Linked DNA regions of Homo sapiens: region 1 is linked to region 2. Evidence: chromatin loops called from intact Hi-C (ENCODE). Cell type or tissue: IMR-90. All regions are shown on one strand. Links, peaks and the distances in the headings refer to the core of each region. The heading gives the core; the rest is flanking DNA.

Region 1 (5,395 bases), core at 78-5,077, 600 kb after region 2:
AATGACTGTTGTAATGCATGGATGTCCATGTCTTGGCCACTAAACATGGTGCATTGTTGGACAGGCTGTGTTTACTGCCTGTTTGAACCTCCCTTACTTCTTAGAAAAAAATATACAATTAGCCATGCCAAACGTGTAAGTTTACAAAAGGGATTAAATAAGGTAATGTCTTTTAAAATATTTTATAATCTTTTAAAGTGCTACTCAAAGATGAATATGAATATTGTGCTTCTATGTTGATATAGAGAGATTATAAACTTCACCTGGGAGGTTCTGGAAAGATCTTAATATTGTTGGTGACTGTCATACAATGACATCATCATGATGTTTATATAGATGTGATAGCTAATATTTTGAGGGCATTTGCTGTGACAATAAGTTTATATTTTCATTTAAGATTCTTAAATATAAGGCAGGTAGTATTACTATTCTCATTTGAAAAGGAAAAAGCACAGGTAGTAAATGACAGAGCTGGGTTTGAAGCTAAATACTCAAGAAAAGAAAACGTTCCTTTTGAGTATTTCTTACACCATCCTTAAAAATCCAAAGCTATAAAAAAGCCCACCAATGGTGGACTGGGTAAAGAAAATTTGGTACATATACACCATGGAATATTATGCAGCCATAGAAAAAGAATGAAACCATGTCCTTTGCAGCAACATGAATGCAGTTGGAGGTCATTAGTCTAAGTGAATTAATTCATGAACAGAAAACAAAATTCTGCATGTTCTCAGTTGGAGCTAAAGATCGATTACACATGGACACAAAACAGGGAACAATGGACATCAGGGCCTATGTTGAGGATGGAGGGTGAGGATTGAAAAACTACCTATCGGGTACTATGCTTATTATCTGAATGACAAAGTAATCTGTACATCAAACTCCCGTGACAGGCAATTTACTCATATAACAAACCTGCACATCTATGCCCTGAACCTAAAGTGAAAGTTAGAAAAATAATAAAATAAAATAAAATAAGATAAAATAAAATAAATTTTTAAAAGAAATAAGGGGTTTATTAGAATTGGAGCTTGCAGATACAGATTGTACAGTCTCTGCAGAAGCAATATTGTTCTTTGCTGTCTAAGAAGGTGACATCTCACATTATTTTACATTGTGTATGATATCCATAAATTTAAAATTAATTGTGTGACACTTTGTTTTCATATAAATAGTATTGTGATTTTTATGGTTCCTATCGTATATTTTCAATAAGTCAATACAGTACATTAGTCTTTTTACATGCGTTGTTTATCTGCAAATAAGATAACAATTAGAATTGTCGATTCACACTACTCATTTCTTCAGTTTTCTATCTGCTGCTGGCATACAATTAGCTTTGCAAAGAGACAGATTTGGGAATGAACACTTTGTAACAGATATAGCCATAATAAAACTATCTGAGTTCTCTATTGGAAATACTCATATTTAATATTCTTTTGGTTCTCTGCACATTGATTGCCATTTACTCAGCGGTAATGTCTAGCCAGTTGGCAAAAAAGTTGATTTATATATTTAGATAGCATAGTTAAGAAAAAAGATGATTTATATATTTATAGACAGCATGTTCAGAAACATTCCTGGGCAACCTATTCTAAACAAATTCCAAATCAGCAGATACAATAAACAATCTCCAAGGCCATAGTCTTGTGTCAAATAACAGCCTGCTAAATGACTACTGCAATTTGGAAAACCCTCAGTCATGCCTGGAATTAATATTCAGCACAGATTCTTGTTTCTTCCTTAGGAAACGCACTGCTAACAACCTAAACATTTTGCAAATTTATGATGAGACTCATATCATACATAGGACATATAATACAAATGTGACGAGACAACATTTCAGAATCTCAAATTTAGCCATAAGTACTTCTACTGATTTTTTAGAAAACATTATTTCAATGCCTAGAACTATGTTCGCTAGAAGGAATACAATGATGCATAAAAGAAACTATTTTATTATATACACAAACATGTATTTATTATATCAGAAAATGACAGGCAATATCATTCTTCAATAGTTAGCTTTCTGCTGTGAAGGGCACTTTAGCCAATCGAGATGGAAAAGTGCAAAAATTACACATTTCCTCTAGATAAGACAGTGAAAGTATTTATTAATCATCTAAGCAAACTCCATAGATGTTCTGCACTGATAACATTGGTTGGTTAATTTAAACTATTTTCCTTTCATTGTGTTTATTATTACTATTAATAGATAACACTTACTGAATGTTTAGTATAAACCATGCCATTGTAGATAATGTAGATAACACTTACTGAATGTTTAGTATATACCATGCCATTGCAGATAATGTAGATAACACTTACTGAATGTTTAGTATATATACCATGCCATTGGTTAATGTTAATTAACTCCATCTGCTCCTCCGCTGCCGGCAGCAAATGCTCAGGGACTGCGGCCTTCTGAGGGCATTCACAATGAGACATGAGTCATTCTTGTAAAATTCATGACAGAAATAAGCACACACATATCACCCATACGCAAAATTCAACCCACTTGGAAATTAGCAGGTCAAATTTGCTAAAGTTGGATATAAAACCCAATACAAGGCTTTAAATAAAAACACTTCACAATTTTATTACATTGATCTCAAAATGTTTTTATTCAATTAAAAGAAACAAAACTAAATAGAATCAGTTATATTTATATTTATATTTTTTGCTTGTTTTAGTTGCACATAATGGAGGTAATTCAAATACTTGGGAAATTATTATATTAGTATGTAGATGGTCATAACTTTTGTCTTTGATCTTAAGATTTTTTTAAGTGAATAGTTTGTATTACGTAATAAAAAAGTATTTTCTAGCTTAAGTATATGCTAACAGGCATATATTAATGAATCAAATTTCCCTAAAAGGCATGCCATTTTACAAATTTATTAAAACCCCTTCTTAACTTGAAACATTTTTTCATAATTATTATCTTCAGCTTTCCACAGTCCAGTGTTAAAGTTTTTTCTTTCTAAATTTTGAGTATCCTATCCAACATATATTTATATAACAATTCAAATTTAGCCAAACTGCTTCTGGCCTTTGTGAGGAATTGAGTTTGCCAGTTAAAACAATGTGGACTAGAGTTCCTCCTGATGGTGGCATGAGCTGTGACTGCTGTCTAATGATATCCTTGTGAGGTCTGGCGTTTCACCACTGAGAAGAAGTCAGAATCAATGCAAACAGAGCATTCACCCATTACAGCAAGAAGTTTGTTTTGCTTTTTTTTTGTTTTCTTCAGACATTCTTAAACTCTTAAAATAGAAAATATATCAGGACAATTCTTTTGCAAAATCTGATTCTCAAGCAATCTCAGCTTATGAACAATTGGCATGTCTTCTGAATATGTAAAACTATGACATGGCAGCCTACAATGTTGCAGTGAATACGGCAGAATTTGTCTAAAACTGTATTTATGTAAAGATAGGGTTTTTTTTTTTTTTTAGAATTTTTGTCTCCAAAAACTATTCACCACTTCAAAACTGTTCTTCCTAATGTATTTTAGAGGAAATATATTGGAAAAAATACTGCTGTTTTCTTCCATCACCTTCTAAAGAAATATTAACTTGTGTCAGCTAATAAAATATCAACCTAAGACATACCAAATCGTGTATGGCCAAAATTACAAAATTCATGAAAATCTGAACAGGGCTTTCGATATGCATTAGAAAGAGAAGGATAAGGAAAAACCTACAAATGTAAATTTTATTCTGTAATTAACAAAAGAAACAGGACTCTAAATGAAGTAAAATAGTAATGCCAATGTGAATGGGGAAGCCAGGCAAATTTCTGAGGTAACCTATAATCGATCATGGTGACAATACTGGTATTTTGGACCCCTTCCCCTCAAAAAAGCTTAGATTTGTAGTACCGTCAATTTCCATGGTGTACACACTTCCCCACTATGGCTGATTTCAAGCTATTAATTTGAAATCACTGCAAGTACACAGCACTATGGAAACGGGCTTACCCTCCCTGCCCTGGCCCATGGTCCATCACTGGTAGGAAGATGATGGACCTTCAGTACTTGGAAGTGGACTGTTTATCCCTATGTGAGCAAGTACAAAAAGAGCTGATGAACCTTTAGTATTTGTACTGACAATTTCTTCAGAGTCTGAAAAGTTTTCTGGAAGAGATTTTGAAAAGTTGGGATTCAGAACTATGCAAGTATTTAAGCTGGACAAGGTGGGTGGGGCATCAACCTATGGCCAAATCACCAAATATGCTGTGATCCTTTTAGAAACAATCTAACTAGTGAACTTGTGTTTCTGAGTTCAGCCGTGGTTCTTTATGGAAACTCTCTCAATGCACCCACCTATCTTCCATTTAGTAGAAAAGTTCTATGTGTATAAAACTTAAGCTACAGCTCTGTGAACCCTATGGACTCCATCAATAAGAGCTGAGCCAATCAGAAACCTGAGCCTATTTCTCTGTTAATATGGTCACAGATCAATAAACAGGAGTTCTGGCTGTAGTAGTACAGGTAGCAGTGACATTCACATAAAAGGAAGTGACACAAAGAGAATAACATAAGTGAATCATGATGATATGGTATGGCTGTGTCCCCACCCAGATCTCATCTTGAATTGTAGTTTCCACAATCCCCACATGTTGTGGGAGGGACCCGGTAGGAGGTAATTGAATCATGGAGGCAGGTTTTTCCCTTGCTGTTCTTCTGATAGTGAATAAGTCGTACAGGATCTGATGGTTTTATAAAGGGCAGTTCCCCTGCACTGCTCTATTGCCTGCTGCCATGTAAGACAGGACTTTGCTCCTCCTTCACCTCCCCCCATGATTGTGAGGCCTCCTCAGCCATGTGGAACTGTGAGTCCATTGGCCCTCTTTTTCTTTATAAATTACCCAGTCTTGGGTATTTCTTCATAGCAGTACTAAAACGGACTAAAACACATGACAAGAACGTTGAGGCAGCAGCACTATGGCCTAATGAGCTGGTGGCACCAGTGGGGAGCAGGAAGCATTGATGGTGGGTAGCAGCCCAAACAGAGGGAGGGAGACCCAGTGTTAAGACTGAACGTTTGTGTCCCACTCGACCAGTTTCATATGTTGAAACCTCAGTTCCCAATGTAATGGTATCTGGAGACTGGGTCTTTAAGAAGCAATTAGGGTTAGATGAGGTCATGAGGTTGGGGCCTTCATTATGGGATTAGTGCCCTTCTAAGAAGAGACACAAGACAGCCCACCCCCTTTCTCTCCCCTTGAGCACAAGAAGAGGTCATAGAAACACACTATGAGATTGTGGTCATGTACAAGCCAAGGGACAAGGCTAGAGAAGGAAACCTACCTGGCCAGCACCTTGATCTTGGACAGTCTACCTCCCATTACTGTGAGAAAGAAATTTCTGTTGTTTAAGCTGCCCAGTCCA
Region 2 (5,395 bases), core at 260-5,259:
CATGTCTACGTTTCTGGCATCCACCTCAAAACTCTTCTAGCCTGTAACCCATTACCCAGTGCCAAAGTCACTTTCATGTGTTTAGGCATTTGTTTCAGCAGCATCCCCACTCCTTGGTACAAAAATCTGTATTAGTGTGCTCAGGCTTCCATAACAAAATACCATTGTCTGGGTGGCTTAAAAACAGAAATTTATTTCTTACAGTTATAGAGGCTGCAAGTCCAAGATCAGAGTGTCAACATGGTTGGTTTCTGGTAGGGCACTCTTCCTGATTTACAGAGGGCCACCTTCTCACTGTGTGCTCATATGACCTCTCCTTGGAGCACGCACATGGAGAAAGATTTCTCTCCTTCCTGAGGCCACCATTCCTAGTGCAGTAGGGTCCCACCCTTATAACCTCATTTAACTGTAATCACCTAATAGCTCTGTCTCCAAATACAGGTTGGGGATTAGGGCTTCAACATACGAGTCTTGAGGAGACACAGTTCAGTACACAGCACCCTCATTTTCAATCAAATTTGTTCGAGTATAGATTGAAAATATAAAAGAGAAAAGGTTATAGTATCTATTACCTTCAGAAGAGTGGAAAATTATTGGAGAAGCTTAGCAATTTTGAAAAAAATAAAAAGGATCTGGAAATTATAGACATGCAACACTTAAGTGTCATATAATGAAATTAAATTAAATGCAAAAAATTGCATTTGCATTACAATACAAAATTTTGTATTATTTCTTTCCAGTTTTAGCCAGTTTACTTTTTTCAAGTAAAATATGCTATTACAATAAAATCTTATTTATAGAAATATTTGAAATACATTTTTTAGTCACATTGAACTTGGACTTACTACTTGACAATTTTATGACTGCATTTTTAAAAAATTCTATAGCTGTCATTGAAACTATATTTTTGGATTCGAATTCAGAAATTTACCAAAACGTGTGGCTTGAACAGCAGTGGTTCTACAGCAAGCATATTATACCACATCAATCTTATTTGGGAACGTTTTTCTCTTGAATAACTTTTGAGGAAAATACGAAATGCCTTGTAAAATGATAATTGCCTCTTTGTTTAGAAGTTTTAAGAAAGTTAAAATCATTTATTTGGAAGAAACAATAAAAAATTAAGAAAGGTAGAACAAAGAATAGCTACCTTTTTTAAGAATGAAGAATTGAAATTGTGTTCATAAAATGTAAGTGCCCTATGCTTTCCTTAGAAAAAGGCTTGCAAACTATAATTTTTATGCATCTTTTTATACCCAGTTTTACTTTGCTTTGAAATTTGCTTATATTTAATTTTTCCTATATTACTGCTTTCTTGAATCATGGAATGGAGGACACTGTCTTCTATAGGTGTCTCTTATAATTTAGGATCATAAAACCAATGGATTTTTTTAAAGTGTGATATTTATGTACCAGAAAAACTAAGAATTCATGTTAGGAAAAAGGCTTATTTGATTCAACAACTTTCTCTTTAATTTGAACAGGTGAGATTCACTTCACTGGGATTAGGATCAGCACTGACCACCCTTGAAACGGGCTGTGTGGCCTTAGCAAACAGTTGTCAGAACATTTCCGGTGGGCTCTGGGGAACTGTGGTGAACATTCTTCTGGACCAGTCAGAATGTAGTATGGTGCGCCGGGAGGTATGTCTGTCTTTTCTCCTTTTTTTCCTTAGAAATTCTTTGTGATGGTATCCGTAAGCGATACTTGACTGCCGCTCAACATGGTGGACTGACCACTGACCATGATCTCTTCTGTCTGTGAACACCCAAACAAAATGACAGTAGAGGATTTAAAAGGTATTCATGCACAGGAAAAACTGGAGTCCTTCCTTCCGATAAGATAAAATCGGAATATACTATATTTTAATGTGAACTTTTTTTATTATGCATTGAAAGGTAGTTCACAGGAAAAATTACTTTTATATTATCTCAGCATTTATGGGTCTCTGATATTTATGAAGCTTTAGTATAGATAAGAGGCTGTCAAAATAACTCTTTGTAGTATTTATCATATAACATGAGAGGGAAAAATAAACCCTATTTTAATTCTTTCTGAATAGCTTGTGGTTTTTTTTTATTGCTGCTTTTGTTAAAGTAATGATTCATGTAAATGGTTTTAAAACAATAATCAAATTGTACTTAGAGGCTTATGAAAAAAAACAGCAGCTCCTGGGTCCACCATTAGCAGTCGCCAGTTCCAAGCTCAAAAGGCTAGTTTTGTTGCTGTTTGCCTTCATGTTTTTAAGTAGTGATGTTTATATTTATGGCTGCTTCTTGATTTATCAACTTTAAAGCTTTTCCATCACTTCTAGTTATCATGGTTGGAAATGTCAGTTTCTTAGAATCCTCTTGTTAATCCTGTCATTCTCCCATTATGGTTATTTCATCTTTCATTAAGCAGACAATCAATGCTCCTATTTGTATGATTATTTAATTTGATCATCTTCAGGATCTAGTCAAGTTGGACATTTGTGGTTTGTATTTCTAGTTAGCAAGTTTTTATTGAAAGGAGTCTGTATAAGAGAAGGGAGAAAGCGGGGCAGAGGGGTGCGTGTGTTTGTGTGTGTGTGTGTGTGTAATCTGAAAGGGGATAGTAGAAACCTAAAATTATATTTCTTAAATGCTACCAGAAGAATTTATGTTATACAAATCATTTTTTAATAAAGCTGAATTCTGAAATAGGAAAAGATATATTTCCTGATGAAATAATTTCATATGCTGTTAGGTCATTACCTAACAAGGTCATTACCTAAGAAGGTCATCACCTAACAAGAAATACAGTTTGACAATTCTCATAATGACCTCTCAGCATGTGCAGTTGACCAGAGATGTCTTTTGCTATTAATTACAATATATTGGTTATTTCAGAGATGACCACAAGATGGCAGTATTGACCTTTTTTTTTTTTTTTTTTTTTTTTTTTTTTTTTTTTTTTACATTTTCAGGCGGCATTTATTCTTCAGAATCTCCTTGTAATTCCAATGCCTACAGAAATTATAAAGGATTATACTTGGCAGGTGGGTGATTTTAAACAATTATCAACCTAGTAGATGTTTCAAATTAATTGGTGATAAATTTTCAGTATAAGTAGTATATTTCATTATTGATGAAACTATATACAAGACAGCAAGGGCCTCTTAAAATAGAACGTAGAATTTGTTCTTATGCCGACCAGACTTAAAAATTCTTCTCTATAGTGTTCACAATAATTTAAAGCAAATAATAATAGTTAACATATGTTTACTATGTTTTAGGCACCCTTCTAGAAATGTAAGACATAGTAACTTGTATAATTGTTTGAGTTGTGAACTGTTACTATCCTTATTTTCTAAGCTTAGGAACTTTTGCATAGAGAGTTTAAATAGTTTGTCCTAAATCACACAGCTAGTCAGTGGTACGCCTTTGCTTTGAGTCTAGGCAGTCTCTTACCCACTTTGCTGTATTACTTCTCTAATTTAGTAATAATAAACAAATTTGTAGATAGTTAAATATGTGTTGATGTTAACATCTTTTTTTCCTTTTCTAGGTTAGTGCACAGTGCGGGTTATAGTGTATCTTGCTTTGTTTTCTGTTGGGTTAACTTTCTTTTTCATGTTCTGAATATCACATCAGTAAATGGTTACCTAACATTTTTATAGCTTACATTAAAAAAATTCTAGCTTCATGGGATATATGTACATGTTTGTTACATAAGTATATTGCGTAATGGTGGTGGGGATTGGGGTTCTCGTGTACTCATTACCCAAATATTGAACATTGTACCCAGTTAGGTAATTTATAACCTCAGCCGCCTCCCCCACTCCCTCCTTGGGAGTCTCAGTGTCTGTTATGTCTGTCTTTATGTCCATGTGTATTCATTGGTTAGCTCCCACTTATACGTGAGAACACGCAATATTTGATTTTCTATTTTTGAGTTAGTTCACTTAGATAATGGCCTCCACCTCCATCCATGTTGCTGCAGTTTTAGGTAATTTGGAAGATACAAAAGTACACTTATTGGGGATATAAGATGTGCTGTTTCTGTCCTTTTACCTATCCATATATTTTCACCTTATAGGGATATATTTATCATATTGCTACACCTCACTCCTCAAAATCCTGTATAAATCTAAGGTTTATTTTTAAGTTTTAATTAGACTATACTCTTAGAGGAGTTAGTGAAACAAGCTGAACCGTAGCAAGGGCAAGTTTCCGCACATGACCCGAAGCATGAATCCAGGTGGTTGTCAAGGCCCAGGTAGCATTTAACTCTTGGAAGGCTTACCTCTCCAAACTTTACAAACCCAGGGTAACCCTACCAGTCATTGTAAATCCCAGGCTTGTAATTTGCTCGTAATTTCTTTAACATTGCCTTCTGATAATGGCTGCTTATCTACTTTCCATGTTGTAATAAAACCAGGAGACAAAACTGGAGGGAATATGCAGGATTAATAGTTATATTAATAGTGTAGTAGTTTTGGTACCTGTTATCCGGAGACTACATTTTAAAACATGTTGTTTTTGGCTCAAATACAAATAATCTCTACTCCCATTGTTAAACTAGTGACCCATGTACATGGATATACTTGGTGATGTACTACCAATGAATTTTTAATTATTGAAATAAGTATAAAGGCAGAGTATATTAAAGTTCCTGGGACATTATGTTGTAATACAGAACCGTATGTAGCTGTTCATATTTTTCTCTTAGAAATTAAATAGTAAAGTTCCTGTTTGTTGCTGGTGGCATGCTTACTGCAGTTTATTGGTTTTGTTATTCTCCAGTCTTCATCATGGAAATCCTTTTCTACTAAAAAGTGGAAAATAGTGATTTAAGTTAGCTTTTGGAGTTTTGGCCTTGCTAAGTTGGCCAAAATAAAAAAAGTTGGAGAGCCACTGCTGTCCCAAACAATAGTTGATTACAACTTTTGCTAGTCTTAGGAAAAATTAGATAAATAAGGACAATCTTGTATGCTTTTTAATAAACTCAGATTTTCTTCCTCTCTTTTCAGTCTTTTTTTTTTTTTGGTTATTTTTGTTTGTGTAAGTGTCCTTCCTTGGCAGTGAAAATAGTTAACTCAGTATATCTGTCATCCAATTTTAAGAAAGTTTAGTGGGGTCTGAAATTCCAAAGTAGAAACAGCTTCTGCAAGAAGGAAACAAGATGGTTGTCTCTGGGTGCAGCTAGTGGGGCACATGGTCCTTTGCAACCATGAAAAAGGGGCCACATAGCCAGTATTTTAAAATTCAAACAGTCTTTGGTAGAATTATGAATAATAATCTTATTCAACAAAATGTTTCATTTACTTATTTTAGTGTCCCTTTCATAGTGTTGTGGAGGATATAGCATGAAACAGCATGTTTAGGAGCTTTGTTAAAATTTTATTTTGGTTGAGGTAAATATTTGATTTTTT

Evidence for each region. Hi-C counts contacts between places; a loop is a spot of excess contacts. Peaks named below come from ENCODE experiments on the same cell type or tissue, not always from the same donor. Only the 100,000 strongest peaks of a DNase experiment are listed, where the experiment ranks them.
Region 1: a loop joins it to region 2, with 2.3 times the contacts of the local background. A loop is called at or near these places in 3 of 110 quality-filtered maps.

The regions. Positions count from the first base shown.
Region 1 is chr18:69,487,989-69,493,383 of GRCh38, reverse strand. All of the region lies in intron 1 of DOK6 (docking protein 6), which reads right to left. Among named protein-coding and RNA genes, the nearest start is that of DOK6, 90 kb to the right of the region's middle. In IMR-90, for the core only: no CTCF peak of the experiment used is centred there; a DNase peak (open chromatin) is centred at 2,413.
Region 2 is chr18:70,084,237-70,089,631 of GRCh38, reverse strand. RTTN (rotatin) reads left to right here. Exons shown (of 49, transcript NM_173630.4): 31 at 1,485-1,643; 32 at 2,948-3,019. Among named protein-coding and RNA genes, the nearest start is that of RTTN, 120 kb to the left of the region's middle. In IMR-90, for the core only: a CTCF peak has its summit at 2,857 (motif pointing right); no DNase peak of the experiment used is centred there.